Linked DNA regions of Homo sapiens: all the other regions are linked to region 1. The links are chromatin loops, found by intact Hi-C in ENCODE. Cell type or tissue: Caco-2. All regions are shown on one strand. Each heading gives the region's core, and the rest is flanking DNA. Links, peaks and the distances in the headings are about the cores only.

Region 1 (10,968 bases), core at 3,364-8,363:
AATAAAAAGAGGGATGAATCAAAAGTCCCTGTCCTTGAGGAAGGTATGATTTACTGGGAATAAACATGTATTAATAGTTATATTGTACTCTAGCTGGATAATTGCTACATGATAGAAGTGTGAACATTCTTTTGTGAAATGACTTATAGATTGCTTAAACTACACTCTCATTACAGCCAGCTTCACCTTTTAGAATTTGGGGTTTGGATCTTTAAGCCAAGAGAGGCGGGAAAAAAAAAAAAAGAATAATAGGGCATGTGAGAGTTTTCTGAGAGGAGAGAGGCTATTGTCTTGTAGATTTGGTTTTTTGCTTCCATTCTTTTTTAGGGAAGAGGGTTCCATTCCTGGGCTAACTAACCCAGCCTCTCTGAATCTCAGGTCACAGGGTGAGAGGGGAGTGGGGCCCCTCTTTTAGTCTACTCCTGACTTGACCTGGCAGCCTTAGCTGGGAGACACTGTTCCATTTTTCATGGGCAGCTGGAGTTGTGGCCACCATTGTGATTCTTGTGACTGGCTTACAGAAGAAACATGGTTCCTAAGAAGGCCAGGAGGGACAGTCCCTGAGACATACGTGTAAAATGAAGAGTATAAAAAGCAAATAACTACCACAACTGGTTTTATCCAGGGCTGTTAATTTTTAGATACTCATTGCTACACTTATTAGAAATAATGTTTACCTTATTTCCTTTTCTTCCTCCTTTCTCCTCTTCCTTCTTTCTATTTAAAAACCATTTGCCAGGTACTTCTATGGCAGGCAGAGTGAGAAATATAAGATAGGAACTTGTCCTCAAATTGCTTACCTCTGGGAGAAAACGAAGGCGCTTTAGGGCAGCTCTTGATCAGGCCCTTGAAGATAACTTAAGTATAGCATAGCACTTAACCCACAATATGTTCTCAAAGAAAGTCCTGAAAGATGAATCCAGTTTTCTCCAAGATTGCAAGCTCCCCCTTGAAGATGGTAAGGTCCTAGTGAGCCATGCTTTATTCATCTTTGCATGTCTAGACCAGTGCCTGGTATATATATTTGATGCCCAACAAATGCTAGTTGAAGGAAGGAAGGGAGGGAGAGGGGAAGGAGGAAAGGAATCACAAATAATTCACCTAAATCTACTTTGGATTTACTTATATTTTTAGAGTGAATATCTTAAGAAATTATTTCCAAAAGCCAAGTGCAGTACGGTGCATACCTATAAATCCCAGCTACTAGGGAGGTTGAGGTGGGAGGATCACTTGAGCACAGGAGTTCTAGTCCGGCCTGGACAGCATAGTCAGACTCAGTCTCTAGGAAGGAGGGAGGGAGAGAGAGAGAAAGAGAGAGAGAGAGAGAGAGATCTAAAAGTAGTATTGTCTGCTTGAAGGATACTAGTTTGTTCATCTTATGTATGCTCTTATGTGATGTGTCGAGAATTAGAAGACAGGATGGAAAAGCCTCTTAGATCTCTTAGATCTATTGGATCACTCCAGTTAAGTGCTCAGAGAGAAAGGTTTCTGGTTTGGATCAGCATGTTACTGAATGGGGAGAAGTTCTTGAATAGCTCTCTGTTTTCTGAGTTAAGATTTTGTGTTTTGGTGTGTGAAGAGTAAGAGGGGTATCATGGAGTAGATGGGGGTGAGGTAGAATGGGAGGTGTGCAAGAGAGGACACCTGAGGACCGTGTGAAGGCAAGTGATAATCAGACTAGGAAGCTGGCTGGACACAACCTTCCAGTGGGAGAGGCGGAGGTGAGGGGGCAGCTGCTTCTTTAACTAATCAAGGGCTCAGGTTCCAGTACCTTCCTTTTATCCCCATCCACAGTTTGGCCTGTCTCTTCTCATCTGCAAAATCTCCTCTTTTCTTTTTCCCCCTCTTTTAAAAGCTAAACTAATTTTCTGTCTGTTCATGTTGACCTTTTGTCCAGTTTTCCTCCCATCAGATGAACCAAAATACTAGAAAAGGACTCTTCCATCTACTACTACTGCTAGTAATAATAATAGTAATAAAATAAATAAAACCAGGAAGCTAAAAATGGAAATTAACTAATTAATTTGACATCAATGAAAGAGGTTGTAGAACTGGAGGCAAGGGAAAGAATGGAATGGACATCTTTCTGGGCACACTCCTCACTCCTTCCCCAACCCCTTCCAATGTGAGTATGTGTAATTTAAACCTCTTCCTGGGGAAGAGTGAAAGAAGAATTTTACCCACCTTTTTCCATTCCCCTCCTCCCTTAGTGAAAATTCCTAGTCATGGTCTGTGATATCTCAAACTTGGCTGTCACTTTTTGGGGTCATTCCCTGGGGATACCCTTCCCCCAATCCCAGGGCAGTTCTAATGTTTCTGAGTAAGGAGTAGTGAGAAACTCAGTTTTCCCTGCAAACTTCCCTCCTCATCAGCCCCACTCAGTGTTGAGTTTAGCATTTGCTTTAGTGGCTTTGCTATTTATAGACTTGTCTGGGGAGGTTGGGGTTGGGGGACAGTGTCAGGCAAGGAATCTCACTGTAGTCTTTGAGGGGGGTAGTCAGGCATTGAGAACCAGTGCATTTAAATAAAAATGTCCTGAACATTTCTTTTGGCTTGGTTTAGAGACCACTAGAACCAGTTCCTTTCTCTGATTCTTTTCTGTGGTTGCTTCACTTTCTTGCTCAGTAGAACCACAATCTATTAAGATTTCTTATTTATGTTCTTCTTAGTTGCCAAGGCTGCCATCCTGACTTGGGCATCTTGGCAGCTAATAACAATGTATGTCTAGCTGAGAAGCTTTTAGCATTTTGGGTTGTAAACTTTTTCTTTACATCCAATGTTCATGGGAAGTCCTTTCTTAAACAAGAACCCCCTTCCTTTCTGTAATTAATGAAATAAATGTCAATATATAGTTTCACCTCTTCTGTATAACATCCTTTGAATAAGTAGTGCTTATGACATTCATTCATTCATTCATTCATTCAGATATTCAACAAATGGCTTTTTCCAGGAGTACTTAGTAAAAAAGAGAGAAGAACAACTGGGGAACCTGGCAGTACAACTTTGATATTCACAGATAGGTGCTGTACTACACACATGTTGAAAGAACTGTAAATGTAGGTGATTGCTCTCATAGTCCTATGGGCACACACATCTTATGTTTAGGGGTTTACATTGGTGGACTGACTTATTGCTGTAATGTGTTCAGACAAATAGGAATAAGAAGAGCAAAGGGGTGTGTACTATCTGCAGAAGACACATGTGCATGTATTTCATTGCTGTGCTAGAGGAAGCTGCTCATGGTAAACGTGCTGAAGTTATCCCTGTTGCAAGAACAAGCATCAAACACAGGACTGGGCACGTGATGAATGTTCAATAAATGCATGCTTTCCCCTTTTCATTTCCAAGGTGGAATGGAAACATCTGAGCCCATGTGGAGCAGCATTATGATGCAAGGGAACAATTACTGGACTGTTCTATGTTGAGTTGATAGGTAATGAGGGGGCACCTCACTCAGAACAATTTCTTATCTGTAATGGGGGCACTAGTTACACTCATTATCCAGGCCCTGTCCACTTCCAGGGAGGTTGTGAATCTCTAGTGAGATGGGCGTAAAATGCTTTGTAAATTATAAAGCACCATGTAACTAAGATTTCTTTGTTAACCTATACTGTCACAATTGCTTATAAAATCAAAGCAAGAGAAAGAAGTCACAGATTGGCAGGCATGTGGAGGGCTGATTTAGAACATGGCATAGATTTAGAAATCCTGTTGAACACAGAATTCGTGGGGCATGCAGTGAATATGGAGCTGGAGATCTCAAGGGAGTTGAACAGAGAGGTGTGATTGAGAGTCAGATGATGGTGAGTCGAGACCATTATCCGCAGAGGGAACTTGAAAATAGAGGTTATCTGCCCACAGAGAGAACAGTGGCAACAGTCCACCAGGATTTTATATGGAGAATGAGATTTGAATGTCGACCTCACACCCAATTTCAGCAGCAGCTCTGCGTTGTAAGGATGTCATGCATAACGAGGTATACCAGCGAAATAGCAAGCCCATGCTTGACATTGAGCAGCATAGGGTGTTGTTTGTGTGTGTGTGTCCCTGTTTCTCATTCCCGGTTTTACATAACTGGGATGTAGGATGCTACAACTACTGCTGTATCTTCAGGTAAGATGTACTGCTATCTTTCACTTTTATGTAGATGTGTTCCTAAAAAGTGTATGGGTGTGATTTTGGTAATCCTTATCCTAAACTTAAGTCCATTCCTTAGTTTCATGGAAGCAATGTATATGACAGAAGGAACACCAGAGGGGAGTGTTGTGGAGAGTGTTGTGGTGACTTGGTAAGTTGCTTACACATTGGGGGTCTTGGCTGTCTCATCTCTAAGTGAAGGGGTTAGATATGAATGATTAATAAGATCCCTTTCAGGTCTATGCTTCTAGCACTCCCTTTTGTCGGGTGAGGAGCCCTTTTTGTATTGTGTATACTCACCCAGCACTTTATCTGCCTCTTTGTTGTTAGCTGATGATCTTTGTGTGTCTGATTTTTTTTTTTAAGAGTAAGGATGTCATGCACTCTTATTCAAAGTGTAGAGTTTATTCTCCCATTCATAGGAATGCAAAATGAGAAGTTTTAAATACACGGATTCACTTCCTAACCCAGTTTCTCAGAAGATTAATGAATAGTCATCCTGTTGACCCATCTGCTTCTCTTCTTCACATCGTTTTGTGCGGATGAGGCACACACAGACACAGAGTTCTCACTTGCAGCAGTCCGGCACATACAGCCTCACACGCGCCACACCAGGGGGTGTCCCCAGGAGAGGTAGAACAGGTGCCAGATGTTGCAGCAGTACACTCCTCCCTGATCCTCCTTCTCATCCCCCACCCCTTTTCTGAATCTCCTGCACAGTCACTGAAGTCCCATTTTTATATGCAAGAAGAGAAGAGAAAGAGCCCTAGGATGCAAGGATGCCTTGTCACCTCTCATCTTCTGTGCTGGGATAGACACCTGATCTTTTTGGAAGTGAAATCCAGAGTCTGGGGCAAAGACCAAAGGACAGAGGCCAAACCAAAAGTGACTGCATGGTTGCATGCGGGCCCCAAATGATTGAATGAAGCAAGGATACCCATCGCAGGGAGCTGAAAAACCTCACATCCAGATGCGGTCAGAGAGGTTCACAGAATGAAAGGCAGTCTGATGAGTGAGTGAGATACACCCGCCTGTAGAGCACAATAGAAAAATCAATAGTAAGGGGAGGTGAAAGAGTTTCAGCTGGGTTTTATTGAGCACAAAGAAGACAAACTGGCTTTTGCTGTGACTTCAACTGTATGTTAATAGTGCTTTTTAAAAACTACAGTACAGGATTTGGGGAAAAAAAATCACACGGTAAAAGTTGCCAGCCAGTATATGTAAGTGCACACACACACAGAGATGAGGAAAAAGAGAAAAGAGAAATACACTCCGGACTAAGCTTTTTTTTTTTTTTTTTTTTTTTTTTTAGTTTCGAAGCATATGGTGAAGTGTGCTATAATTTTATATGCATATATATTCTTTATTCTGGACTTCCAGAAAGCAATGAGTTTCATCTGTTTTTTTCCCCACCTCTGGTTCCTTCTTCCTTTCCCTTGCTCTCTACAAGTCTGCTGTGGCTTTATTAGGAATTCCCTTTGGTTTAGGGGGAAAAAAAATAAGAGGGAGAGAGAGAGAGGCTGGAGGGGGAAGAAACAAAACTAGCTCTTGGCTGGCCGCCCACAGCATGGGCCCAACAGCCTTGTTTGAGCGCGTTGCCCCGGCCTTCTGTTTTCTTAAGCTCAGCCCCCTTTATCCCTCCGCCCCCACCATGCCCTCCTTTTCCTAACTGGGCTGAGGGAGGCTGTTTCTACCCTCCTAACCCTCTTTTTTCCTTTCTGTTGTTTAAAGAGAATCTTTCTCTCTTTTTTGAGGCTCCAGCGGCGAGAACAGCAGCGGATTTCTCCTTGCCGGCCTCTCCCCTCCTCCCCAGCCCCCTCCCCGATGAAGGGTTCATCCAAAGTTCGAATCCAGACTCTGAACAAAGTGGCGCAGACCTTTTCCTGACTCCTCACCCTTTGTCCTCATCACTCAGTGACAGACAGGAATCAAATGCTGAGGACCCAGGCGGGAGAGGGGCAGTGGGGGAGGGAGGGGAGAGGAGAAAAGTTCCCATTAACTCGCCGGGCCCTTAACAACCACTGGAAGGAGGAGGGGGGCGCGGCTGAGAAAGGATTTTTGTTTAAGTTTCTGCAGGCACACACACAGCATTCCCAAGTTGTTTGCAGATGGTTTCATCTGGTTTCTGTTTGAGGGGAAGAGAGTATGGGATGATCAGTAAGGAGAGGGGGCGGGGAGAGGGAAGAGTCTTCTCTTGACCAGAAAATGATACCTGTGGTGTCTTTTCCTGAAACTGAAAACATTAAAGCGTTCTGATCCCAGAGAAAACAAATTCTCTGGGATATAAGGGTTCACCTTTTGGAGGTGGATTACACTTTTCAGGACACCAGAGAACCATAGAGCAAATTACTTCTTCCAGAGTGCTAAATGATCCCCTGGTGCCCTGGAAAGAGACCGTTTACCTCCAAAAGGTGAGTTGTTTATTGCCAGAGAGTAGAATATTGGCTGTAATGCCTGCTCATCCATCCTTCTCCATCCCTGCGAGGTATTTAGGGTGGAGGAGATATTATCCACCTGTCACCATGGGGAAGGAGACTGACAAATACTTTTCTGATTCCTGTTCCTAAGATTGAATTGCTGGGGAGGAAGGTGAAGTGACTTTTCCAAGGTCTTATAGTGATCCAGTGATTGAAGTTGAATTAGATTTCTGTTCCTGTTGTGGTGCTCTTGTTTGTCAGAGAAAAATAAATATCTTAATGCTCACACGGAGCCTCCCGTAAAAAGGCTGATAAGAAAGGCCAGGTGCGGTGGCTCATGTCTTTCATCCCAACATTTTGGGAGGCTGAGGTGAGACATGGCTTGAGCCTAGGATTTCAAGACCAGCCTGGGCAACATAGTGAGATCCTGTTTCTACAAATAGTAATAATAATAAGACATCCAGGTGTGGTGGCACATGCCTCTAGTCCCAGCTACTCGGGAGGCTGAGGTGGGAAGATTGCTGAGCCTGGGAGGTCAAGGCTGCAGTGAGCCGTGATCGTGCTGCTGTGCTCCAGCCTGGGCAACAGAGCGAGACCCTGTGTTGAAAAAAAAAAAAGCTGGGGGTCAGGGAGCAGATAGAAGAAATACCTTGGCCAGCGCAACTGGAAAGGGAGGAGCCAAAAGGGGAACACTTTCTTGATTGTCCCAGCCTCATTAGGAGCTACCACAGGGCTCTCCTGCATGCTCCTTGTTTTCTTTGTGCTCTGGACTTGCTCACTTGCACTGCTTGCTTCTTCCCAATCGCCGCCGCCCCCCTGTGCTTCAGGTAAACAAGCTGCTCTGTGGGAAGTGAATAATGGGGCCTAAACTGACGAGGAGGAAGTTAAGTTGAGAGGTGCCGTTTTTGGTGAGCCTTAATGAGGAGGACAACAGTGTGAAATCTTACTTGGCATTGTGACCAGGAGATCTATTGCCTTTTCCTCCCCTAAATCTTCAGAATCATAGTGGACTATATATGACTCCCAAAAGTGTATGCTTTTACCTAGCCCTTGGAAGCTTGGATGGTTAGAGCAATTGGGAGTTTAGTCTGTTGGGGTAAACAGGGCATTGATCTAAGGATTTGTTAAACTGTAAACCAAATAAAGAGCAAAGTCTGCTCTACAGGGATGTTGAAGATTCAGGATATTAAAAAAAAAATCTCTGACTGCATGATTACCCTTCCAGACATTTATTGAGGTTTTTGTTTGTTTGTTTGAGACAAGATCTTACTCTGTCACCCAGGCTGGAGGGCAGTGGTGCGATCTCGGCTCACTGCAACCTCCGCTTCCTGGGCTCAAGTGATTCTCCTTCTTCAGCCTCGTGAGTAGCTGGGACTACAGGCGTGTGCCACCACACTTGGCTAATTTTTTTTTTTTTTTTTTTGAGATGGAGTCTTGCTCTGTTGCCAGGCTGGAGTGCAGTGACATGATCTTGGCTCACTGCATCCTCTGCCTCCCAGGTTCAAGCGATTCTCCTGCCTCAGCCTCCCAAGTAGCTGGGACTACAGGCATGTGTCACCATGCCCAGCTAATTTTTGTATTTTTCGTAGAGACGGGGTTTCACCATGTTGGCCAGGATGGTCTGGAACTCCTGGCCTCAAGTGATCTGCCTGCCTCAGCTTCCCAAAGTGCTGGGATTACAGGCGTCAGCCACCGCTCCTGGCCCCCAGTTAAATATTTCTGGAAAAGAGTTCTGTTCACAAAAAATTTTGGAATCAAGGGAAAACCTTATTAATTAAGATCTTTGATAATGTGGATTCTAAATAATTTCGGGCTAAGTTGAATGAAAACTTACCTTTTCACCCATGAAAAAAGGAGCTCTGTAACTATATTAGTAGCACAAACGGGTTCATGTGAATGTTTACCCTGCTTAAGAGAGTAAACTTTTCAGAGTTAGCAGCAGCATTTGCATACAATAAATGTTCTAATTACTAATGATCCTTGCCAATTAATTAAAAGTATGTCTGTCATGGCGCTGCTTTCTTGGCAGTGCTTTTATTGATGATGAGCTTGTGTGCATATTAAATAATACAGTGACATTTCTTTTTAATGTTTCCTAACCCAGGCTTTGTATGGCAGAACATTCTGTTAGCAGACTTGTGCAGGTTTTCCTATCCTACAAGTAGAGAAATGGAGAGATCCATGCCCTACCCTGAGCCTGAGAGTAACTTGGTGATAGTGTCTGCATTCTAACCCAGTGCTCCTGTATTTCCTTGGATTCTTGTTTCTTGTGAGCCTGTAAAGGCATTTGCAAAGTTGGGGCCTTCTGTGAACAGGGGTGCTGTGGCACTGCAGTTCATTGCAGTCTAGACTTTCCACCTCCCCTGTGGCACTTTTGGCAAGTTGACAGGTATAATTGATGAGTTATTCTAAGAATGTGATTCCTGAGTAACTCTAGAGTGGAGTGACTGTGTTTCTGAGTAGTTAATGTGGCTGGGGGGAAAGGCAGATGAAGGGGATGGGGGTTGGGAAGCTGGAGGGAGGTGGGGAGGAGGGCCTTTGTTCAAATCAAGTTGTGTTCAAGTCTGTGGTTTTAAGAGAGAGCAACAGCGATTCTTTCCTAGCATATGAAATCTTCACAGGGCTCATAGTTTGAGTGTGAGAGTCTGGATGAGGTTCATCCCAGTATATGTCCTAGGAAAGGAAATAGAAACACTTAGCTTTGACGTGTAAACCTCCATGCCAACCATTTTGGTTGAGTTTAAGGGAAATCACAAAGCAGCTTCTATTGCTGCAAATTTGCCTAGTAGCCCAACTTTCCAAAGTTAAGATCATCCCTGGCAGGCCTTTAATTCTCAAGGGTCTGCAAAGTTGATGGTCTGTTGAGAAAGGAAAGGAGAAGTTGAGGCCACAGTTGTGATTACCATTTCTCCTTGTCATTGAGAAGCAGCAGTGTCTGAGCAGAGTCTGAGGGTGCTGGCCCTGGCCACAGAGGCTTTGGGGCAGAGTCTAGCCTGGACCAGGGGGAGTGAAAGGGAATGGCCTTGTTGGAATTGGCATGGCATCTCCACACAGTAAGTTGAAAAGCAGTACAGGATCTACGACCACATGTGGCCAGCCAGGTGTCAGGGCTTATTGCTCCTCAGGCTTTGAATTCTGTATCCCCAACCATCCCTCCTGAGTAGAGTCTCTGCTGCTTCCTGGACACACCAGGCTCCCACGCGCTGGCCTTGCTGAGGATAAAGACTGCCCCTGGGTTTTCTGTCGTGAGCACTCACCTGTGACAGGCTGCTCTCTCTCCTTCCCCACAATGGGAACTTGGGAGCTAGTACTTTCCCAGCATTTGTATGTAGCACACAATCCTTAGATTTTTTTTTTTTTTTTAATTTGAGACAGAGTCTTGCTCTGTAGCCCAGGCTGGAGTGCAGTGCCGTGATCTTGGCTCACTGCAACCTCTGTCTCCTGGGTTCAAGGGATTCTCATGCCTCAGCCTCCCAAGTAACTGGCATTACAGGTGTGTGCCACCACACCCAGCTAATTTTTGTATTTTTAATAGAGATGGGGTTTCGCCATGTTGCCCAGACTGGTCCTGAACTCCTGGGCTCAAGTGATCTGCCTGCCTCGGCCTTGCAAAGTGCGGGAATAACAGGCATGAGCCACCACGCCTGGCCAACCCTTAGATTCTTTTTTAACCCAACTTATCTCTTTATAATTCCAGACATCATTTTGTTGGATTTTGACTCCTGGTGGGTTGCTGTAGTAGCACTTTTATTTTTCAAATGTTAGGTGGACCCCAGGTGCCAAGGTTACTTCCAAAGAATTAATCTATGCCCCCAAAAGGTTAGAAATACTGTGTCTGCTCCCATACTGTCTCACCTTTTACCTGATGAGAAAAATAATCAGAGAGTCCTGGTTGTAAACCCCAGCTTCAGTGGTTACCAGTGGCACAACCCAGGGCAAGTTACTTCTGTAAGCCTCTGTTTTGTTTTCATCTATAAAAATGTGGGTATTTGGTTTACCTCTAAAGGTTGTGGCGGCGGGGTGGGGGCTGGAAAAATAATAAATAGCCAGAATTTTGCAAAAATATTGCTAAGTTTTTTCTTCCTTTTTTAGTTTTCACTGGGTTGAAAACACACCATGTACTTCCTTTAAAATATAAAGTGCCTTGTGCTTGGGGACCAAGGTGCTTTTCACACATAATGCAGGCACTTATTGTTATTATCTCCGTTTCTTCCGTGGCTCTGCATGACTGTTCTGAGAATCTCTTGCTCTCGAGAGATTGAGCTCCTGATTCTCTCAGAGTTCATTCATGCCTGTAAGCTTGGAAACTTTAAGGTGAGGCTGATATTTTCTTCCTTTGGGAGAAGCTTCACTTTTCCCACTTTAGCCTTCTTTCACCTGTCATACCAGGTTGCTGTTTCTTGGTAGAACCTCC
Region 2 (10,968 bases), core at 3,169-8,168, 60 kb after region 1:
AAAGAAAGGGCAAAGTTCAGGGTATATATTCTAGAAGAAGATGGGAAAACTTGGTTTTTGGTGAAGGGGTTGGTTTTCTTAATTCTCTTTGGCTCACTTTCTAGCCAGTCCACACAAGAACCAGATATGTGGCATACTGCAGATAGGGCAACATTTTTAAGTTCCAGAATGTGACCTCCCACCATGTGCCAAAGCAAGTTATTTGTTACCATGTCAGTCTGCAGCACTGTTTGTTTCCAATGGTACATGAGCTAATACCTTGGCTTTATTTATTTATTTATTTAAGTTACAACCTTTTGGATACTTATGACATGCTGGGCATACTACTGAATTATTTTATATGAATTAATCTAATCAGATTCTTACAAATAGCCAACGAAGAAGCAAAGTTATCACATATATTTTATAGATGAAGTTTGAGAGGCTAAATTCATGTCCAAAATTATGTAACCAGTAAGTGGCATGGTTGGGGTTTAAACTCATGTCTACCTGACTCCAAAGCCCTTGTACAAAATCACTGTGGTCTGAAGACTCTTATGTAGGTTATAGCTGAGAATCCCTGATAACCATTGGGAGCAGCTTGACTCACATATTTATTGCTTGTATATTCTTTGGGTTCAGTTTAACTTTAACTTTGGCATTCCCTTCACAATTCTTTCTTTTGTAAATAGACTATAAGCTCTCTGAGGTCAGCAGCCAAGCCCTTTCTCTAATCTCCTAAATGTCGATGATGTCCCTAGTTTCTATGTGGAGTGTTTACTTTTGGCATCATGCTTCTAATATAGGGTTAAAAAAGGCTGGCCAGCTGCTTTCTGGTTTTCATTTCATACATTAGATGAAAGCCGTGGGGGATTTTACTTGTCTTTACAAGTTAATTCTACAGGATTCACAGTTAAATTTCTGTTTCTTTGAATTTATTGGTGGATCCACTTTTGTTTCCTACTAGTACATTACCTATCTAGTCTATATCCAACTGTACAGAAAAAAGTAAACCGCAAATGAAATTTTATTATTATGTATTAAACAGCATCTTTGGAGCAGTCTATATTAGGAGGTGTGTGTCAAATTCTGCTCATCTTAGGACCCTAGACAGTTCCTCTAAGAGAGCCTGCCACCCTTCGCTTACAAAATGCAGACCCTGAGCTAAGAGGTGGTCTTGGGCAAATCAGGCAAAACAATTCCTAAATCTAAAACGTTTATCAGCTTTTGTTTTTTTTTTTCCTAAATGGAGATAAAGTTGGAAGTTAAAAGCAAAAAAGAAGGATGGATTAAAAAATATTTAAATAAGATGCCAAGTAACATGAATTGCCTGAAATAGACTGTTTCAGGATAAAAACTGTATCTTGGCCTTAATGTGTCTTGTGCCATTTATTAAATCAGTTCTGAACTTTGGGGACTCCAGACTGTTATTAAAGAGTTAATAACCAAAGGCTTCAACGTCCAGGATGTTGTGTGGGTCAGTGTATCTTGCCAAGAGGTAACATCAGCCAGTGGAATCAGTTGGGCTCTCCGTCTGGCAGATCTGTCTCTTTCAGCTGCTCCTCCTCCAGTTTCTAGTCTTGGAGTTCATATACAGTAAATCTTTCTCTTAATAAAGCCGTTTTTCAAATCTGACTTTGGACTAGGGACTGCTTTTTCTCCAAATGCAACAGCTGTTAAACATGGTGCATTGGGCACGGTGTATATCTCTTTGTTTAGTTTTGGGTTTTTAATATGAGCAGAGACATAAAGGAGTGGGAGGACTCTATCGATTTCTTTCTACCCATGAGTCATCCACTGGGTTTGGAAATAAGGCCTCCAGCCTCAAAAGGCTTCTGGGCTCCCTGGGCTTCTCACCCTTAAGGATGAAGCCTATTGTGCCCTAATAACCAGTACAGGATTCCCCCCCTTCTTTTGGTGAGATAGAATTGTAGAGCTCAAGGTGTCCGCCAGCAGAGGCCAGACCTTTTGGCCCCTATCTGTCCCATTTACATGGGGAAAAGCATTTTTGCCCCCTTGCTCTCTGGTCCTTCTGTCACTGTCTCTGTTCCCAATGCACTAGGGAGCATTAACTCCCTGAAGGGGAAAAAAGTTCACAAAAGAAATGAATTATGCATATGGAATTCATTTCCTTGATGAATAGGGAATCTGAACAAACTCCATGGCTGTTTGATTTTAAGGCAGAGGAGAAGGGGGGCTTAGGGCTAAAGAGTATAGTGGGGGGTGATCAAAAAGAACTTGGAACAAGAGAGGTGGGAGAAAAACCATGGCAGGAGGACTTGGGATGGAAATATTGAGGACAAAGTAAGGGGACCTTTGAAAATAGTTGAGGGCCCATTATTCTTGCCAACACGTACACACAGATATATACCTCACTCCCGATTAATGTGCAAATTTGTCCCCAGGGAAATTGGAAATGGTAATGAGATTATACTGGGCAGAAATGACAACACTAAGGTGATGTGACCGTCCTGAATTAAAGTTTTTCAGTGATTTTTTAACTTTCTTCAGTCCAGGTTAACAATGGGCGCTTTGAATTTTGAGGCAGGAGTTGTGTGATAGGTAAAGAACTGCATTGAGAAGTGGAAGACTTGGATCCAAGCCTCAGAAGACACAGACTGTGTGACTGTGGGCAAGTCACCTCATCTTTCTGTCTCAGTTATCTCATCTATAAGTGGGGATTATGGCAACTGCCCTGGGGAAAAAATTATAAGGGCCAAACAAAAGTGCTTTTATGCATAACACAAGATGCGAATCTGAAGGGATTTTATTTTTCTCTCTGTGCCTCCTTTTCTTGATGGCATTTTGGTTATTCAGACCTAGTCTTTTCAGCAAGTCAGAATTTCTTTGGAGCAGAAGAATGAAGGGGAAATTGATTCAGGAGCAGCATGCTGGTTAAAGGAACAAAGAAACAAGTGAAAAATCCCATTTTAATCCTCACCGCATCTATGTTATGAAAACCATTTAAAATAATCAATCTGATGTTTTTGGCAAATTTAGGTACTGAATCAGTAGTGGTTACTGCATAACTAGTTTGATCAACAGTAGGAAAGCTTGTCATTGACAGCCACATACATTATGGAATCAACTAGAGGGTGGTTTTTAGAGCTTCCCTTGTAGGCTGACTACCTAGAAGAGGCAACCTCTGACCTGGCTGCCAAAGACCTGTGGATGCTTCTGATGGGGAGATATGGCCAAACCGACCCCTTACTTCTAATTGTGCTCCATTATTCCTTGTTTCTGAATGCAAAAAAGACTTGGGGACACCAAGTCTTCAGGAGAGATAATAGGTAGAAAGTCACACATACCTGTGTACATTTGTTAGGATATGTCCCTGCTCGTTGAGAGGAGAGAGTTTTTTTGATAGTTATGGGGTCTTAAATCCATTTCAGGATTGAGTAGATTGAGCAGGTCCAACTACCGCCATGTCTCTTTATTTTTCTCACCACCCAATTTCAGTACATGCAGTTTTTCACAGAGGTGTGTTTGCTTTACAGCAAATCCTTTTTAGGGGTCAGGATGTGTAGTGGAATGCCATTGTATCCTTTAGGACTGCCCACCGCAAACACATGCTGTGCACTCATACCTTTAGTGTGGTGGCATTCAGTCTGGTCTGCAGGGCATGGCCCTCGGAAGAGTGTGGAGATGTCCCAGGACAGCCTTCCTGGTAGTAAGGGGGGCAGCCCTACAGGCTCGGGGGTCCCACCCCAACTTCAACCCCTGCACCTTTGTTTCATGGATTTTATTTGCTTGGGTTTGTGGGAAAGAGTCTGCTTTTAAGTAACCTTTGAAACCCAGTGGTGCAGAGAATAGACCAATGCCTAGTATGAATTATTTATTTGTTTATTAAGATTTTCATGGCACCTTCCCTTTCAAAGCTCAAGGCACTGAATGAACTCTTCAAACTGATAGCAGTTAGCACTAAAGGTTGAACAGGGGCCGTTGGAGGAGGAACCACTAGGGAGGATGAGAAAAGAGGGAGGAAGAGCAGAGAGAAGAGCACGGCAGTCCGGACCCCAGAGCCACCACTACAGCCAAAGGAGGAAAATCGTAAAGACTGCAGGCTTCCCAGGAAGGAATCCAGCCCTGCTGGGAAGTTGTTTTGTTATCAGGGAAAGTCACTTCCTTCTGTCAGCCTCCTCCATGAAATCGAGGTGACCTAGTTGACCCCCTGGGCCCCTCCCAGGTATGATCTTTTAAGAAGCCTGAGGAGCTTTCCTTTTTAGGTGAGCAGGCCTAACCCTTCTGCCAAGTTGTTACGGCAATAAAAATCATCATAAAATTTTTTTTAATGTTATGCATAAACCTTTCAATAACAAGTATATTTGGTACAGAGTGGTTTTCAACCCTGGCTGAACATTAAAATCACCTGGGGAACTTTTAAAAAATATTACTGGTGCCTGGGATCTACCCTGGAATGATGAAATCAGAACATCTGGGGGCTGGTGCTGAGCATCTGTATTTTCTCAAAGCACCCCAGCTTTTTTTTTTTTTTTTTGAGACAGAGTCTTGCTCAGTCGCCCAGGCTGGAGTGCGGTGGCGCGATCTCGGCTCACTGCAAACTCCGCCTCCCGGGTTCATGCCATTCTCCTGCCTCAGCCTCCCGAGTAGCTGGGACTACGGGCGCCCACCACTACGCCCGGCTAATTTTTTTGTATTTTTAGTAGAGACGGGGTTTCACCGTATTAGCCAGGAAGGTCTCGATCTCCTGACCTCGTGATCTGCCCATCTCGGTCTCCCAAAGTGCTGGGATTGCAGGCGTGAGCCACCGTGCCCAGCCCACCCCAGCTTTTGTGTTATGCACTGGGGTTGTGAAATACCCGGGGACCTGGGAAGGCTGACAATAGGAGGTGAGCTTGAGTGTGCCCAAAGAAAGGCAAAGAAAGGCTTATTATTAGGGGTGTGATTTAAGTGTTTCCAATTAACAGTGGAGGAAGGAAACTTAAAACTGTACTTTGAAGTTACCAAGCTCTAGGTTATTCTTATAGTAAGTGTAGCCCATTTGGCTTGTGTAACTTATTTTTCACATACTTCAAGGCCAGGAAACTTCAGAAGTGTCACAGCAAGTTCTTTGGCCACCTCCTCACTAGCTGGCTCCCACTGAAAGTGTTAGCCACATGCCAGCTACCGTTGTAGGGAAATCACACTTAGGATATTTTACTTGCACGCAGCAGAGAGGTTGCTGTTATCCTCCCCATTTTACAGAGAAGGACATGGAGGCCCAGAGAGGCTACATAATTTTCTCTGGGTCCCAAAACCTGTAAATAGTAGAGAAGGGGATCAAACTTGTTTATCTTACTCTAAGCTACCCCACTCTTTCTACTATACCTAATGCCTCTTAGAATGACCCTGGACTTGTTGATTTGTCAGCTGCTTGCCCTTGGCGGGAGGGCGTTTGGCTTTCTTTTTCAGATAGGAGAGAAAACATGAGAGGAGAAATCAGCTTCTGCAGAGATTACCTTAGAGATTGAGCAAGGCAGTGTAATGTAATGAAAACATGCACCAGAGCAGGGGCCTCTAGCCCCAGGGGCAGGCTTGCAATTAGAACTGGGCTAAAAGAAAGAAAATTGTGGGAGGGTCCAAATGAGTAATATGGGAAACATGCTTTTTGTTTAACTGTGATACCTTTGGTATCACAGTTTTGTGATTGATGTGACTTAGGCTGTTTGCCTCTTTCATTCCAAGATGACACACCTCTGTGGGGTTACTTTGTGTTCATTCTGGACCTGGATCATTTTCAGGGGGTCCATGCTAGAATGTACTGCAATGTGGGAACATTGGCCTACAGATCTAGTTAGGTCCTCTCCCACCGCCATGCGCTTAGTCACTTCACCTGCTGCCTTCCAAAACAAATGGGCTGTGTGTGTCTCCTTCCCTTAACAAAGTATTCTATAATCATATTTTCTAGCTTAAAACAAAATTAGTCTTTTAGATGTAAAACACATCTAAAGCACTTTTATTAATGGATCGCTTTCCTTCAGGGATTACAGTGCTTAGTATGAGGTGCTGACTCATCTATTTTCATGCCATATAGGGAAGGAAAGTGTTAACTATTTTCGAATGTAGAGAATACTTTTGTTGGGAGTCTCTAAACCTTAAACCCAGGACCTGTTTGACAAAACTGTCATCCTCCCAACCCCTTGAAAAGATAATGCCCTAAATCTATCAGTTTTTTCCCCCCAGTATGCGAAAGTGGCTGTTTTCTGGTGTTAGTTGTTCCTATGTGTGGCTTGGAGCCATGGCCACTTGGCTTCCTAGATTGTGTCCCATGAATTCAAGCATAAGGAGCTCCCAGTCTGCTGCACCTGGCCTCCCTTGTCCTTCACATCCCTGCAGCATACTGTAGCAAACTTTCAAGTTAGCTTTTTATTGCATTCCACCCCCTGCCAGGGAGCAAACTTAAACTCATGCAACTCAAAATGACCATGCTGGGTCTGTTCTAAGTTTGAATTTGGACCTTGATCCAGCCTTCACATACTTTCTCTTATGAATTCCTCTTAATGCTAGTTAATAAAAATATAATGGCTTTCATGTCCCTTCTCATAATAACATTGCCAGCTTTGGGGGTTCTTTGAAAACTTTGCTTGAGAAGTCCATGGCCAAAAAAAAACAAAGATATTTGGCTTTAAAATATGGTCTTTGCTTACCAAACTCCTCTCTCTGAGGAAGGGAGAGAAAGAGTTGAAGGTTTCTGGGAAAGGGGCATAGAAGCAACTCTTAACTCTGGCCATGTGGATCTGCAGACAAAATTAGGGCAAATGTAGTGCTACAGATCCCATCCCCGGGCCTCACATTGTGGCCAGCCATATGGAGTCAGATTTGGAGACTTTTTGGAGATGGGGAAGCCACTGGACTCTTAGGCATCTGGTGTAAAGAGAGACTTTTTCTTTGCTACTTTTTTTTTTTTTTTTTGAGATGGAGTCTTGCTCTTTTGCCCAGGCTGCAGGGCACTGGCGTGATCTTGGCTTACTGCAGCCTCCGCCTCCCAGGTTCAATAGATTCTCCTGCCTCAGCCTCCTGAGTAGCTGGGATTACAGGCACCTGCTACCATGCCTGACTAGTTTTTGTATTTTTAGTAGAGACAGGGTTTGACCATATTGGCCAGGTTGGTCTTGGACTCCTGACAAGTGATCCGCCCGCCTCAGACTCCCGAAGTGCTAGGGTTACAGGTGTGAACCACCATGCCTAACTATCGTTGCTACTTTCTATTGGAAGAGAAGGCAGCCCTGATTTAGTCTGTTTACAGTCTGCATTATGTGGAGAATAGAGAGCCATCATAGTCCCTAAAACTTTCCTTGCCAGTTAACCCAGCAGGACAACCTGTCTTTGTCTCTTGACAACTGTTAACTGAGAACAGGGCCCTTGCTCCTCTAGGTGTGCACATTAAGGACTTTGCACAGTGTGGATGTAGCTCATGCTGCTCTGCCGTCTAGTACATGCTGCTTGAATTTTCATCATCATCCTCCACTCCTTCCACCTCCAAGAAAAAAAAAAGCGTGCAGGAAGTAGCATTTCAGATCCTTCTCCACCACCTCTGCTTCCCTTCTCCCTTCTTTTCCTCCTTGCAGCATTCCCTTTAGTACCAGGGAGGGATGGTGGTTGAAAATGGGGGGAATGATGTTGCTCAGAAAAAAAAAAAATCAGCCTAGACCTTAAGAGGTGAGGGGAAAGGAAAGAACACTTCAAGCATAGCCCAGCCCAGGCATGTCAGCTCCCACCCCAGCCTCCTTGTACCTCCCATCTCTGAAGGAGGGTGATGAATTCGGTTTCCACCAACATTAAACTGATAAATGAAATTTGTATGTTAAAACAATGATAATTTAATTGTATTTTATTTCCTTCTTTCCCATCCACACTTGGATCTCACCCCCCTCCCCATTACCCACCCTTCAGCTTTGGGGAGGGGGTGGTGGAGGCTGTGCAGGGGAGGGGGTGGTGGAGGCTGTGCAGAGGCGGGGGCATTGCAAGCTGTCGGTTTGCATTGTGCGGACGGGGAAAGGTCTCTACCTGGCTCATTTTGTCCCCTTTGCTTAGGCTGTCACTGCTGACAGTCCTCATGTTTATTTCATCTCGCGTGGTGGCTGTCTCGTTTCCCTACCCTCCGATGTCATTAACGCACAGAGAGCGGGCCCTGCAGTGTTGAGCCTAATGAATTCCGCTGTGGCTGCTCTGCTCCCCACCTCGTTACCAAAGCTCAAGGTGTCAAATTAAACCCAGCCTAGAGAGAAAGAGAAAGTGCAGGAGAGAAGCAAGAGCAGGGGAAGAGGGAGGTGCAGAGAACACATAAACAACCCTCCAAAAAGAAGAACAGTTGAAGGTGGGGGGAGAAGAAAGGAGGGGAATGAGACAGAGAGGAGCCCACAAATGGGTGACTTTCCTCCTGCGACCAAATCCACTTTAAGCATGGTGACATCCATGACTCACAGCAGGACCTAATGACCTATTCTTCCCCGGGTGGGGTTTGTACCTTGGCCTTGGCTGCGGTTTGTTGCTTTTTCCTCGTTGTCTGGTTGATTTATTTTCATGGTTTATGCAGATTGGGCACCTCGCAAAGCAGACAGAGCAAGTAAGAGGAGTCAGAGCTTATGGAGGGAGGGTGTGTGTGTGTGTGTGTGTGTGTGTGTGTGTGTGTGTGTAAGGAAAAGTAGAAGCCAAATGTGAGCTCTTGGTTTGGTGGCTCTGATCAGCTGTGGAAATCTATGTTTCAAAATGGTAGAAAGAGGAAATCATCACTTTTTTTTTTTTGGAGAGGGAGTCTCTGTCACCAGGCTGGAGTGCAGTGGCACAATCTCAGCTCACTGCAATCTCCGTCTCCCAGGTTCAAGCCAGTCTTCTGCCTCAGCCTCCCAAGTAGCTGAGATTACAAGCATGTACCACCACACCCAGCTAATTTTTGTATTTTTAGTAGAGACGGGATTTCACCATGTTGGCCAGGACGGTCTCTATCTCCTGACCTCGTATAAATTTAAATAACCCCTGTGGGGGTACTCTAGCAGATTTTCCTCCCCTCACTCCACCCCAATTTGGAAAATAGTGATTCATTTCATCTCTTTTCTATATAACCTTGTGTCATTTACAAAGCATTTTCCTTTATATTATTGGCATTTTATATTTGGGGCATTTTGTTGGAGATGACCATTAATAGATTCTTCCCATTCTACAGATGGGAAAAATGAGGGATAGAGATGTTAACTTACTTGCTCAAGGTAATAGAACTAGAAGGTGAGAGAAGAGGGTTACATTTCAGATCCTCCCTTTCCAGAATTCAGTGTTTTTCCCTTATACCACTAAACTTCCTAGATTTTTGTCAAGAGGTGGGAGGAAGTTAAAAGATAAATAAGCTTGTGAATTTTAAAACTTGAAAATTTATATACAGCAAAATAGTTAGACCTAAAATATACAGTTTGAAGTGTTTTGACAAGTAAATATACTCATGTAACCAACACCCCTTTATCACCCTGGAAAGTTTCTTTCAGCCCCTTTTACTTCTCTTACCACCCGCACCCCCACCGCCATAGTTTATTTTTGCCTGTTTAAACTTTTTTTTTTTTTTCGGACAGAGTCTCACTCTGTCGCTCAGGCTGGAGGGCAGTGGTGCGACCTTGGCTTGCTTCAATCTCTACCTCCCGGGTTCAAGTAGTTCTGCCTCAGCCTCCTGAGTAGCTGAGATTACAGGTGTGCGCCACCACACCCGGCTAATTTTTGCATTTTTTGTAGAGATGGAGTTTTGCCATGTTGGCCAGGGTGGTCTTGAACTCCTGACCTCAAGTGATCTGCCCGCCTCAGCCTCCCAAAGTGCTGGCATTAGAGGCGTGACCCACCACACCCAGCCTTGTTTAAACTTTGTTAGTAGAATTACACAACATGTGTACTTTTGTACCCGGCTTTTACTTATCACACTGTTTCTTGAGATTTATCTGTGTTATTGCTTGCATCAGTACTTCACCCCTCCTTATTATCGAGTGGTATTCTATTATGTGAATACACCACAATTTTTTTATCCAGTCTCACTTGTTTTTTTTTTTTAAATCTTTTTACAATAATTTAGTATGTAAGATACAATTTTTTTATAAGCGTTTTAGAGCACATGGGTGATGGCCTGGCTCCCTGAATTCAGTGGCAGGGCCGTGGTGCTGGGCAAGAGGGATGAGTGAGGGGCTGAGCATGGTGCCTTACACATGTAATACTAGCACTTTTGGAGGCTGGGGTGGGTGGATCACTTGAGGTCAGGAGTTCGAGACCAGCCTGGCCAACGTGGTGAAACCCCGTCTACTAAAAAACAAAAATTAGCCAGGCGTGGTGGTAGGCACCTATAATCCCAGCTACTTGGGAGACTAAGGCAGGAGCATCGCTTGAACCGGGGAAGCGGAGGTTGCGGTGAGCCAAGATGGTGCCACTGCACTCCAGCCTGGGTAACAGAGTGAGGAGTGAGCTGAGGCACAGGGCAGACAAAAGCCTGTCATGGCCGCACCTCTCAAACCTGGGCCCACAAACCCATACTTTAAATGGCTTGGAACTTACTTGTTTCTTTGCTTGGGGCTCATTGTCTGCTTCATTGTCCTTGGCTATTTATAACAATAGGTGTGACAATAGAACAGCCTGTTCCTTCTTTGGAGTTTTCTGTGTTAGTTATTTGATTTTAAAATTCTGCTCCTTTTTCCCAAGATTAAAATGGAATTTTGTTTCTGATAAATTTTTACCATTCTTTTCCAAACAGTAGAGTCAACTCAAGGATATCACAAATCGGGACTAGAAATTGCTGGCAGATATTCCGTAAACACAGTGCATTGGGGGTAGGGTGTCTAGCTCTAATATTTGCATTTTGTAGATGGGGACAATATGAAAAACTTTGTCACTCCACTAAGATTTTTGGCACTTAGAATGGCAAGAAAATCCAGGTTCCCTTACTTATAATGTAGTGCTTTTACCTTGAACCAAAAAGGTAGGATGTGCGTGTGTATTTCCAGGGTCTCTATGATTTGCCATTTG
Region 3 (10,968 bases), core at 2,326-7,325, 94 kb after region 1:
TGTTTACTGCGCATGTATCCATATGTTTATATAGGATGAGGATGTCCTTTGGTGGAACAGATAGAGGAACAAAAGACGCAAAGCTGAAGGCCATATGATGGACTCAGCTCCTGAGCTCTGCATTCCTTTTCTGTGTACCCAGGAGCCGCCAGCCCTGTTTGTATCCACACAAGGCTCTCTGTGTATCACAGCCAGCATAGAAGGCATAATCCTCCTCGGGTCTGTGTCTCTATAATTTATGATGCTTTCAGATTACCAAACACAATTCATTTGGCAATGAAAGAGAATAGTTTTGTGCTATTGTCCTCCATGTGTGGGAAATTGCATTTTTGATGAGCAGAGCCATTGGCCTTCTTCACGTGACTGGCTGAGAACATGAGCTGGTAACCAAGGCCTGAGTGAAAAGTCTTGGGAACCAGTCATCCAGCTGCCACAGCCCATTTAGGGGAAGGCTAACCCCACATCCCTGCAACAATTTAACCTATGTCTTGTAATCTGTTAGTTTTCATCAGCCAATATGTACACTTATATAATTATCTCAGCAAAACCCCTCTTTATTAAAGAAGAAGGTGATAGATTGTTACTATCAACACAGTGCTAAGGAAACCACAGCTAAGGGTATCTTCTTCACACGCCACTCTCTCATCCTCAGTCGGCATGGTAGTTTTATGAACAACTTTTTTTTTTTCTCTTAGGGCATCTGTTAGATGCATTCCAAGCTCCAGGGGAGACCTGTGTGGAGGTGCAAGAAGGAGGAGCTCTAAGGTTATTTTAATTTAGATTTATCTGAGACTCCAGAAAAATCACGTACGTGGTGTGGAAATTATCCTCACATAGGCAGAGGGAGAAAACACTAAATTCATATTCTACATGTATCTTCTTGTATCAAGACCAGTGTTTTCAGAAATGAGTTTGCCAATAAATATAAAAACCATCCATCGGTTTTCTTCCCAATACTCATTCTTCCCCTAAACGTTACATAGGTTTTTATACTCTTAATTAACCACATCCAATAATTTGTTTCCTAGGCTGGGCTAGCTGGATGATGCCTTTTTATCTGGTTAAAGAAGAGTCACCAGGCAGGAAATGATGGTAGAGAGATGGAAGACTACAAAACCCTTGCCAAATTCTGCACTTTTTGTTAGTTTGTTTGCACTGCGGAAGGATGAAGACAGTGAGACAGTTACTGAGACCATCGGCTGCTGTGGACATCACAGTGGGAGCAGTCTACTGGGTGGGAGGGGTGCTGTCAGGTCTTGGGGACCTTAGTAGGAGACAAGTAAAATTATGATGCAGTGGAAAGGCTCCTTTGAAAACAGGTGATGGGACACAGTGTATGCAATCCTGTGGGCTTTTGCTGCAAGTAGGCAGACCCCTTTCGTTTGACCTTTTTATTTATAAAGTCACAATCTGAGATCATCAGATTGTCAACAACTACAACAATAAATCCAAGGTCATTGGATCTGAAACCCAACACCTGTATTGAATCTTAAGAAAAAGAAGACAGGTTGTATTCATTTAAGCATTGTCTAAGTAATTAGGAGACAAAATTTGCTATTATCGTATGTTTCACAGTTATGTTCTAAATTTATGCACCTGTGAGTAGCACTATAGGTTTTCATTAATGTTTGTGTTCTCATTTGATCTTTATAACTACCCTGTGAAATAGGTACTTAGGACAAACATTGATCACCCCTCATTTTAAAGATGGAAAACCTGAGGCTCAGAAAAATGAAGCTCACAAATTATGTCTTATGACTCCAAACTCCTGCTGGTTTTTTTTTATTTGTCTGAAAACTGACTGATGTGATCTTATTTGGACAAAGGAGTGTTGTTGGAAATATCAGTCACGTGAATTAATTAACAATTTCTTCCTTCCTAGCGAGAGTAAGACCATGGAGTAGAGCAGATATATTAGTCCATTCCATGTGGAAATCCGGCCTGTAGTTGTATATTCGTATAGCTATATGTTGGTAGGATGGACCTACATGGTTTAATGAAAGTGGAAGGAAAATCTATTTTCAGTCAGATCCTATAGATATTTCATAAGGAATTAGAACTTAGTTACTTAAAAATTATATTCTAGAGGTTTATAAAGCAAACATTTATTATATTCATTTACCTTTTTAAAAAATTTTAAGCAAAGCCCATACTCCTGTTTTGGGGATATCTGAAAGAGAGAGCATTTACAACTTTAGAATTACAGATTCATGAGGGATCTGATTTTATTTTCTTTTTCAACTTTAATTTTTGATTCAGTGGGTACACATACAGGTTTTATTACCTGAGTATATTGTGTGATGCTGAGGTTTGGTGTACAGATAAAGCGATCTGATTTTATACTCTTATGCAGTGGATCTACCACTACTACAATGACTGCTACAGGGCTGCTAATGTTTCTGAATATTGTCTAAGTACTTCTAGAAATAGGAAAGAAGATCACAGAATCATAAATTCTTCTATCTTAAAGGAGCCTTCAGGATAATTATTATTTTACAAAAAAATGCAGCTAGGCTATTGTATACATCAAACAGGCTGTTTTTTCTCATGGTGAACTGAATCTGCTTCAGTGGAACTTTCCCCATTCTGTCTGAGGTCTCCCTTTGGACACAATGTAGAATAAATCTATTGCTCTCCTGCATTCAAATAGTTGAAGACTTATTTTTTACCTCTTCATCTTCTCTTCCCTAGGCTGAACGAAACGAAAACTCTCAGTTCCTTAGGTTTCTGTGCATTATTTCTAATTTATTCTTAATTCATAACTCTATAGACACTTACAGAACACCTACTATGTGTGAGCCTGGCATTTTTAATTTAAAACCCTTTCCTGGCCAGGAATGGTGGCTCATGCCTGTAATCCCAGCACTTTGGGAGGCCATGGGAAGAGTATTGCTTGAGCCCAGGAGTTCGAGACCAGCCTGACTCTACTAAGAATTTAAAAATTAACCTGTCATGATGGGAGCGTGCCTGTAGTCCCAGCTACCCAGGAGGCTGAGGTGGAAGGATTGCTTGGGCCCAGGAGTTCGAGGCTATAGTGTGAGATCCTATCTCAAATAAATACATTAATAAATCATTTTCTTTGTAATACAAACTCAACCTAAGAACTAGATAAAAGAAAGCCGATTTTACTTTTTTCCTTTGTGCTCAGGTAATAGAAAATGAAATTTGTATGTATGTTTATAACATGTACATTTATACCTGTATATACATATTCATATGTATTTTTAATCATAGGGAATGAACACTAGAAAGTAAATGAAAAATGAGTTGAAAAACTAAGCATTTAAAATAAATCAATTGACTTTTGATATATTAAGATATTAATTTCAAGGTTAATTATAGCCTCCTCTTAGAGATACAACTGTTCAAAGATACATCATCACAGCTGATTGTCAGGCCTAGATGCCTGTGAGGAGAGAGACTCAGCTTCAGTAACCTGTTGAAGCCAGAACATAGAAAGTAAATGAAAACTCAATTGTAAAAACATTCATTAGTTTAAACCCTAGACACTGGGGCCTACTTTAGAGTGGAGCGTGGAAGAGGAGTGAGGACTGAAAAACTACCTATGAGGTACTATGCTTATTACCTGGTTGACAAAATAATTCATACACCCATCCCCCATGACATGTAATTTACCTGTATAACAAACCTACACATGCACCCCTGAACCTAAAACAAAAGTTAAAAAAAAATTAAACCCTTTTGTCCTCAATGTTTTGATATTTGGTCCCGGGAACTCAAATTTGCCTTTGTCTTAACTGGTAAAAATATTTACCCGGAAATGAAGAAACATTAAATACACTAATATGTAAAGACTTCAGAGGGAACGTTTAAGAATCCAAGCAATCAAAATAGCACCTTTAAGTATTTCTGTAGTGTATGCTGTAAGTACTCTATAAAAATGTATTAATATGTCTTGTTAAAATGCCATTTACATACAATGGTAACATAATTATAATTACACGTCTTTCTTACAGATTTATTAAAACAGATGTGATCTACCAATAATGTTTTACATCTGATGGAAAGAATTGGAATATAATAATCCTACTTTTCTTTAATGCATTACTAATTCAGACAGGCCCTTCTGGTTGTTCTGAATTGGAGAGAGAGCAGACACTTCAGTTGGATTTGGAATCATCCACTTTTTTTTGCAGGTATTTCGAAAAAAGCCTGGTTTTGGTACAGCTCTTCCAGAACCCACGGGAAGAACCTGTTCATCAGCTCATCCATCCGTCTGCTGAGTAAATGCTTATTGAGCATCTACTGAATGCCAGCACTGTTCTTTGTTCTTGGAATACATCAGTAAACAAAATAAGGAAAACAAAACCAAACCTCCTGACCTCAAGGAGCTTTTATTTTAGGAATGATGTCTTTTAGTCATTTAATAGTTGCTGTTTTTATTAACTCTTAACTGTACCCATAAACTGGATACTTTCAACTTAAAAAAAAAAAAGAGAAACTAATTATGTGCCCTAAGGATCACCAGGCCTTAGGTTCTACCTTTATTTTTCTTCTACTGTTAAATAGCAACCTCATTCCTCAGGCTGCTGATGGAATTGGTAACTGAGTAATCAGGCCACTGTGCTCGGGGACATAAAACCTGTGGCTGCTGCCATTGCAGAGTCCCGTCATGGATCAGAGTTCGTCCCTGGGAAACAACTTGTGCCGACGGAAGGAGTTCTTCCTTTGCTCCCCTCATACCTCCCTTCCTTGCAGATGGGATCCTTGCAAGGGCAGAGCAGCTCTTAGAGTTGTCAGGCCCTTTTCTTTCATTCTGCTTATTTTCCCATAGGCGAGTACTGCTCAGAACCCAGGCTGTGAGTTTTTTGATGTGGAAAGCTATTTACTAAGCATGTCTTGACGCAGAGGATGGAGGGAAAGAAAGCCTCCAAGAGAGTGGTGATTCTACAACCATCATCAAATTTTGGTTGAAAACTCAAAGCTGCTGATATGTATTAGTAAGCAGATAACAGTAACATCCTGTATTTGCATGGCCCTGTATCAGTCAATAGCATTCAGATTTGTGTGGTGGTGTATAGCTTTCCTTATTTCATATCAGGTGTTTTCATTTGATCCCAAGTGGTATGTCCTGAGACAGAAGAAATAGCCCCATTTTACAGAAGAAGAAACCCAAAATTGCAAGGAATTTGCCTAAGGTCATTAGAAAGTGTCTAAAATAAGACTTTGACCCGGACTCTCTGATTTCAAGCCCAGCGATTCTTCTAACAGGCCATATTCTTTCACTTTTATTATCTTGACTTACGCAACAAAGGAGATAAGCCAGGTACATGTCATTAATCTTCCTATGTATGACAACTGAGGCTCCAGGAGGTTAAGTGCCTTGCCTAAGATTACTTGGGTGGTGGTAGAACTGGTTTTCAAAACCAGATCATCTGAATGGAATCTAAGTCTTTCTTCTGTATCACCTTGTTAATGTGTCAGGAACTACCACCCCACCTTCCAAAACACATACACACTCTCACTTTTAATGCGGACCCATCTTAGAATAAACTAGTTAAGGACTGACTGCTGAACATGGTCCAGAAACTTACTGTCAAATTTTGCTTTTGAGATGTGCTTGTGTTGTGTGAAGTCTTTTTTTTTTTTTTTCAGTATTGATGAGGGATCACTTTAAGATTTATTGGATTTTGTTTGTTTTGTTTTGTTTTGTTTTGTTTTTGAGACAGGATTTCACTCTTATCACCCAGGCTGGAGTGGAGTGGCGTGATCATAGTTCACTTCAGCCTCTAACTCCTGGGCACCAGCAATCCTCCTGAGTAGCTGGGAATATAGGCATGTGCCAACACACCAGGCTAATTTTATGTATTTTTTAGATTTTCATAGAGATGAAGGGGTCTCAGTATGTTGCTCAGGCTGGTCTTGAACTCCTAGCCTCAAATGATCCTCCTGCATTGGCCTTCCCAAATACTGGGATTACAAGCATGAGCCACTGCGCCCAGCCTGTAATTATTCTAAAGATTTCTTTCCTGTTTATGTACAGAATATCTAACAGCTATGCTTACCTTTAAAGCAGCCTTATGAATATCCTTGTGAATTCCTTAAGCTCAAGGGTCTTGTTTGCATTTTGTAGGTATATCTGTAGATAGATCTTACCTATCTCTGGCAGGTAACATTATCATCATGTTTTCCCTGTTTCTGGACACTTTGTGAAAGCATTGTAGAAATAAAAGAAGTCTTTATTCTTTGACCTCTCTTATGCATTATGAATTCTGAAAAACTGAGGGAGATAAAAGGCAATCTATGCTTTACTGCTTTCCCTAAGTTTTGAGAAGCAGGCTTAAAAAAATGCTTTAAAAATTTTAGATGCCATAATACACTGAAAATAGGGATCTCAGGTATTTGAGGCAGACCAGGATTCTTCTTTGACCAGTCCTTTCACTGAAAAGACTGTATTTAGATATTTCTCTGAGTGTTCTAGATTCATAGACCCAAATGACCTCTCTGAGCATCAAGATACATGAAGAAGTTACTTCCTGAGGATAATAAATATGAAAAGAGAATTATCACCCTCTGCTTTCAGAAATCACTTAAAAAGGAAGGGAGTGCTTTTCCCATGAGGTTCCTGAGACAGAGTCCTTATGTCACCTTGTATTGGCAAAAAGATCTGGGGCACTGTGTTTGACGATAGCACTTCTTTGTTCCCCTCCCGATATATTTACAGAATATAATCCTATTTTGCTTGCACTCATTTCCATAATACTGAAAGTAAATAAACCTTATATAACGTTTTATGGTTAAGAACTACTTAGTCTTGTGTGTGGAACTTCAGCAAGAAGCAAAAGAAAATTCACTTATAGATATGTTACCTCACGTAATCCTCACCACAACCTTAGGAATTAGACATAAATTACAAGAACCAATTACTGATTGGGAAAGTAAGTCTCAGAGAGGTTAATGACTTCCTCAAGGACACAGGATGTTTCTTGATCTGACCAAGACGCGGGCCTCGTTTTCTGAATCCAGGGTTCTAGTCCTGTCTTTTAGGAGATGTCTAAGTCATACAAAAGCATCACTGGCAGATTCCACCAGTGTTTTATTCACACCTTGCAACAGCCTGCTTTTTGAAGGTTTCTTGCTGTCATGGCTATTCATTCCTATGAGGTGGAAATGGCTTTTTTGGTATCTCTTTGCATTATTACAGTTGTTGTTATTTTTAGTTCTATTTATATGAAAAATGTACTTTTTAGCCCACAAAAATAGCATAGCAGCAGCTTATCAAAATGTCCCAGACAAGTTTACTTCAACAAATTAGTAACACCTTCATGCTTCCTGTGGTGGAAGAAATGCAGAGTCCACTTCCTCCCAGTGAACATCTGAGCCAGATTTCTGCTCCACTCGGTCCCCCTTCCCACCTCTTACAGCCATGAAATAATGTGAGAGTATTTGTTTCCCCTGCAAAGGGAAGAGGGTCCAGAGACAAAAGGGAAGTTAGTATTCACTGGAAGCCTCCCTGTACAAGCAACAGTGTTAGGACTTTTATACACATTTTTACAATTATTACAGCAGTTCTCAATTATTGAAACAGAGGGTAGGCATTTCCCCTTTTTCAGAAGGGAAAAGTGAGAATTAAGTTAATTCCAAAGTCACACAGCTAGTGAGAGAAAAAGCCTGGACAGGAACTCAGACTGTATGACTCCAAAGGCTAAGTGCATTCTATACACACAGGCCGCCCTCCTGGCAGTGAGAGTTCAGGATCTGTTGGAGAAAACCTCAGACCATGGTTTTCTTGCAGCTTCTGCTGGAGAACATTAGGTGCCTGTTCCCCCGTGGTGAGTGTTACAAAGTGCAGCACCACCCAGGGGAAGAGTCTGGGCCTTGGAGTTAGACCTGAGTTTGAATCCTCCTTCAGATATTTACTATTGATGACATTGGCAATCAATGCTGCTGAATTTCTCCAGCCCTCCATTTATTCATCTATTAAGGGGAGAGCTACCTACAGGGCGGGGAACTTACAAGGATTAGATGAGGGGATATGTGTAAAGGCCTAACACCCAGTAGGTGCTCACTAAATGATGTTCCTTATTATTATGGTGATTACCACTGTACTCTTTTCAGATGAAAGTGTTCGGTCACCTGGAACCTGTGAGTATGTGGTTTTTGATCTGTGACTAAACTGTTCACCCATTTCCCAGTTTCTCTGCTGTGTCAAATATCAACATTTTACCAGGTTTCTCTGTTGTTGCCAAACCTGTCATTTTTATTTGGTGTGGCTTCTTGGGAAACTTCCATGGCCCATTTGATGGGAATCAAACAGAGTGAAAACAAGGACAGATGCAGCAGAGGTGGCATCAGGAACAAATGGGTCATAAGAACTTACCTTGGCAGCAGCCCCAGAATGGTCAGGAGGAAAGGCACTTTAAGGTATCAGAAGGTAGAAAGGAGAGGTTGGATGATAGAATGGGGAAGGGATTCCTCCTTGTGTTCACAGAAGTGAATCAATGGGAGACACAAGGTTACCACTTAATATTCCTGCTCTCCTAGGCATGGGTCAGGTACATCTTCAGCCATGGGTAAGTTTGTTCAACAAATGAGTGATCTTTGGGAGGCTGAGGCGGGCGGATCACGAGGTCAGGAGATTGAGACCATCCTGGCTAACACGATGAAACCCCGTCTCTACTAAAAATACAAAAATTAGCCGGGTGTGGTGGCGGGCGCCTGTAGTCCCAGCTACTCGGGAGGCTGGGGTAGGAGAATGTCGTGAACCTGGGAGGCAGAGCTTGCTGTAAGCAGAGATCGTGCCACTGCACTCCAGCCTGGGCGACAGAGCGAGACTGCATCCCAAAAAAAAAACCAAAAAAACGAAAACAAAAACAAAACCAAATGAGTGATGCATTGACCTTTCGTAATTCTTGGATGCAAAAGTAGAACTCAAGCTACTTAATAACAATCATGGTGGCATGGGCACCAGCAAGTCAGGGTGGACAACAGCCATAGTTCTGGAGCATGGTCCTCAAGACTACCTTTTGTATGCAGAGTATTAACACTTTAACTCTTAGATCCTTGGAACATAAGGAAGAGAGGCTGGAACAAAAAGGGGTTGGCATTTGGAGGTGGAGAGGTAGTGTAAGGCACAACTGTTTATCAACTGGTATCTAAGTATTTCAGGCCAGACACGTGGCTCACACCTCTAATCCCAGCACTTTGGGAGGCTGAGCCAGGAGGATTGCTTGAGTCTAGGAGTTCAAGACCGGTCTGGGCAACATGGTGAAACCCTGTCTCTACAAAAAATACAAAAATTAGCCAGGTGTGGTGGGGCACGCCTATGGTCCCAGCTACTGGGGAGGCTGAGATGGGAGGATCCACCTGAGCCCTTGGGGGTCGAGGCTGTAGCAAGTCATGATTGCACCACTGCACTCCAGCTGGGTGATAAAGTGAGACCTTGTCTAAAAAAAAAAAAAAAAAAAAAAGGAAATAGTTTAGTGTCTAGCTTCTGGTCCACTTGTACTGGTGTTGACTATGTATCAGCCCAGCTTATGTGGCTACAGGGATTCTCGTTGCACATCTGAATGAAGCCAAAAACATACGCAAGGTTTTAAGAGTATTTGATGTCTTATTGGCAATATGAGGTGGACCAGCCATACAGTTAGTAACATAACCAGCATTGGCTTCTGGCACTTAGTTCTGAGTTCTTTCCGAAGAACTTATATATGCAGAAACTGGACTTAGCACTCACTTAAAGAAGAAATAACTTTGATAAGAACCAGGTGGGTTGTTCTTTCTCTTTATTGGTTTCATGTTTTCAGATCTTGCTAACTCTCCCCAGCTGTGCCCTGCAGTGGAGACCTATTTGAGACTCTGTTATGATATGCCCAAGATACCACACATGCCCTAGGCTCTTCCCCTAGCGACAACCATGGTGCTCTCTAGGAACTAATCTTTGTGGCAAAGACCTTTGCCCGGGGGACACCTGCCTCTCCCAGCTCTTTTCCCCTCATGTCAAGGACCATGCATCTCATGCTATCTTTTCATCGTCATTTTCTCAACCTTAGGGCTTTATCTTTGAAACGTGTGCATCCGCCTTTAGACACTTTATCATTAACTGGAAATTACTGTTCAGATAGACTTGAGGATAATTATTCACGTTATTAAAAAACATTCCTCAGTTCGGTAAAGTATTTGGTAGCAAGCTCCTATAAGTAGAGAGAGTTTCTGATGTATTTGAGTACAGATCAATTACAACTTGAAGGAGAGGTTGGTGCATTGCTGAAGAACTTTTAATAAAGTTGCAGGTGCTGTCAGAAATGGAACCATACCTGAAAAATAATAACTGAAATTTCTTCAGTTCCATAGCATTGCAAAACTTACTTCCGCATTTGCTCATGTGATATATGGGATTTCCATCTCTAATCCTTTGCAAGATGGAAAGTCTGCCACATACATTTCTAGCGAGCCATGAGGTAGCTGGAAACTGCCACCATGCCATACCTAACCCCACTCACACCAGGGCCATGACCTCTTACACCTCTTTTTTAAGGTCTTCATCAATGACACATGACCCTAACAACACATGACTCTGTCGCCACTTTCCATTCTTCCCCCAATATCTCCCCTTCTAGGAGATTTCAGAGCTTTGCTCTTCTCTATTAAATGATTGTCATCCTCAGATGTGGGCTAAGAAAAAAATAGGATCTGATTTCCTGAACTCTTCTTTGCACACAGCCTTTCATGGAAACTGCTGTAATGCAAGTCTGGGTATTCCCTGAAGTGGCCCTTCATGTCACTATTTGACTAAGGAATAGGAGGGAACAACCCCGTCTTGCCTCATCCCTGCTCTCTCAGCCAAAGAAGACCTGTGTCTGGCTGGAGGGTGGCGTCGCGCCTCCCCTTGGTGCCGCAGGCCACGCAGAGAGGCAACGACCTTCCTCCAGGGCTCCTATCGAGCTGGGGAATGAGTAATTGGGACTCGCCAAAGTGTTTAAACACCAGAATTGAAATTAATGTCCC

What was found. A loop is a pair of places that touch in the nucleus more often than their neighbours do. Peaks named below come from ENCODE experiments on the same cell type or tissue, not always from the same donor. Only the 100,000 strongest peaks of a DNase experiment are listed, where the experiment ranks them.
Region 2: a loop joins it to region 1, with 4 times the contacts of the local background. A loop is called at or near these places in 1 of 110 quality-filtered maps.
Region 3: a loop joins it to region 1, with 3 times the contacts of the local background. A loop is called at or near these places in 1 of 110 quality-filtered maps.

Annotation. Positions count from the first base shown.
Region 1 is chr1:164,583,054-164,594,021 of GRCh38, forward strand. The region is part of intron 2 of PBX1 (PBX homeobox 1); the gene reads left to right. Among named protein-coding and RNA genes, the nearest start is that of PBX1, 29 kb to the left of the region's middle. RefSeq lists enhancers at 7,580-8,547, 9,629-10,572. In Caco-2, for the core only: no CTCF peak of the experiment used is centred there; DNase peaks (open chromatin) are centred at 6,118 and 7,310; H3K4me3 peaks cover 769 bases.
Region 2 is chr1:164,643,356-164,654,323 of GRCh38, forward strand. The region is part of intron 2 of PBX1 (PBX homeobox 1); the gene reads left to right. Among named protein-coding and RNA genes, the nearest start is that of PBX1, 90 kb to the left of the region's middle. RefSeq lists an enhancer at 7,446-8,572. In Caco-2, for the core only: no CTCF peak of the experiment used is centred there; DNase peaks (open chromatin) are centred at 4,126, 5,456 and 6,308.
Region 3 is chr1:164,678,153-164,689,120 of GRCh38, forward strand. All of the region lies in intron 2 of PBX1 (PBX homeobox 1), which reads left to right. Among named protein-coding and RNA genes, the nearest start is that of PBX1-AS1, 91 kb to the right of the region's middle. In Caco-2, for the core only: no CTCF peak of the experiment used is centred there; a DNase peak (open chromatin) is centred at 5,329.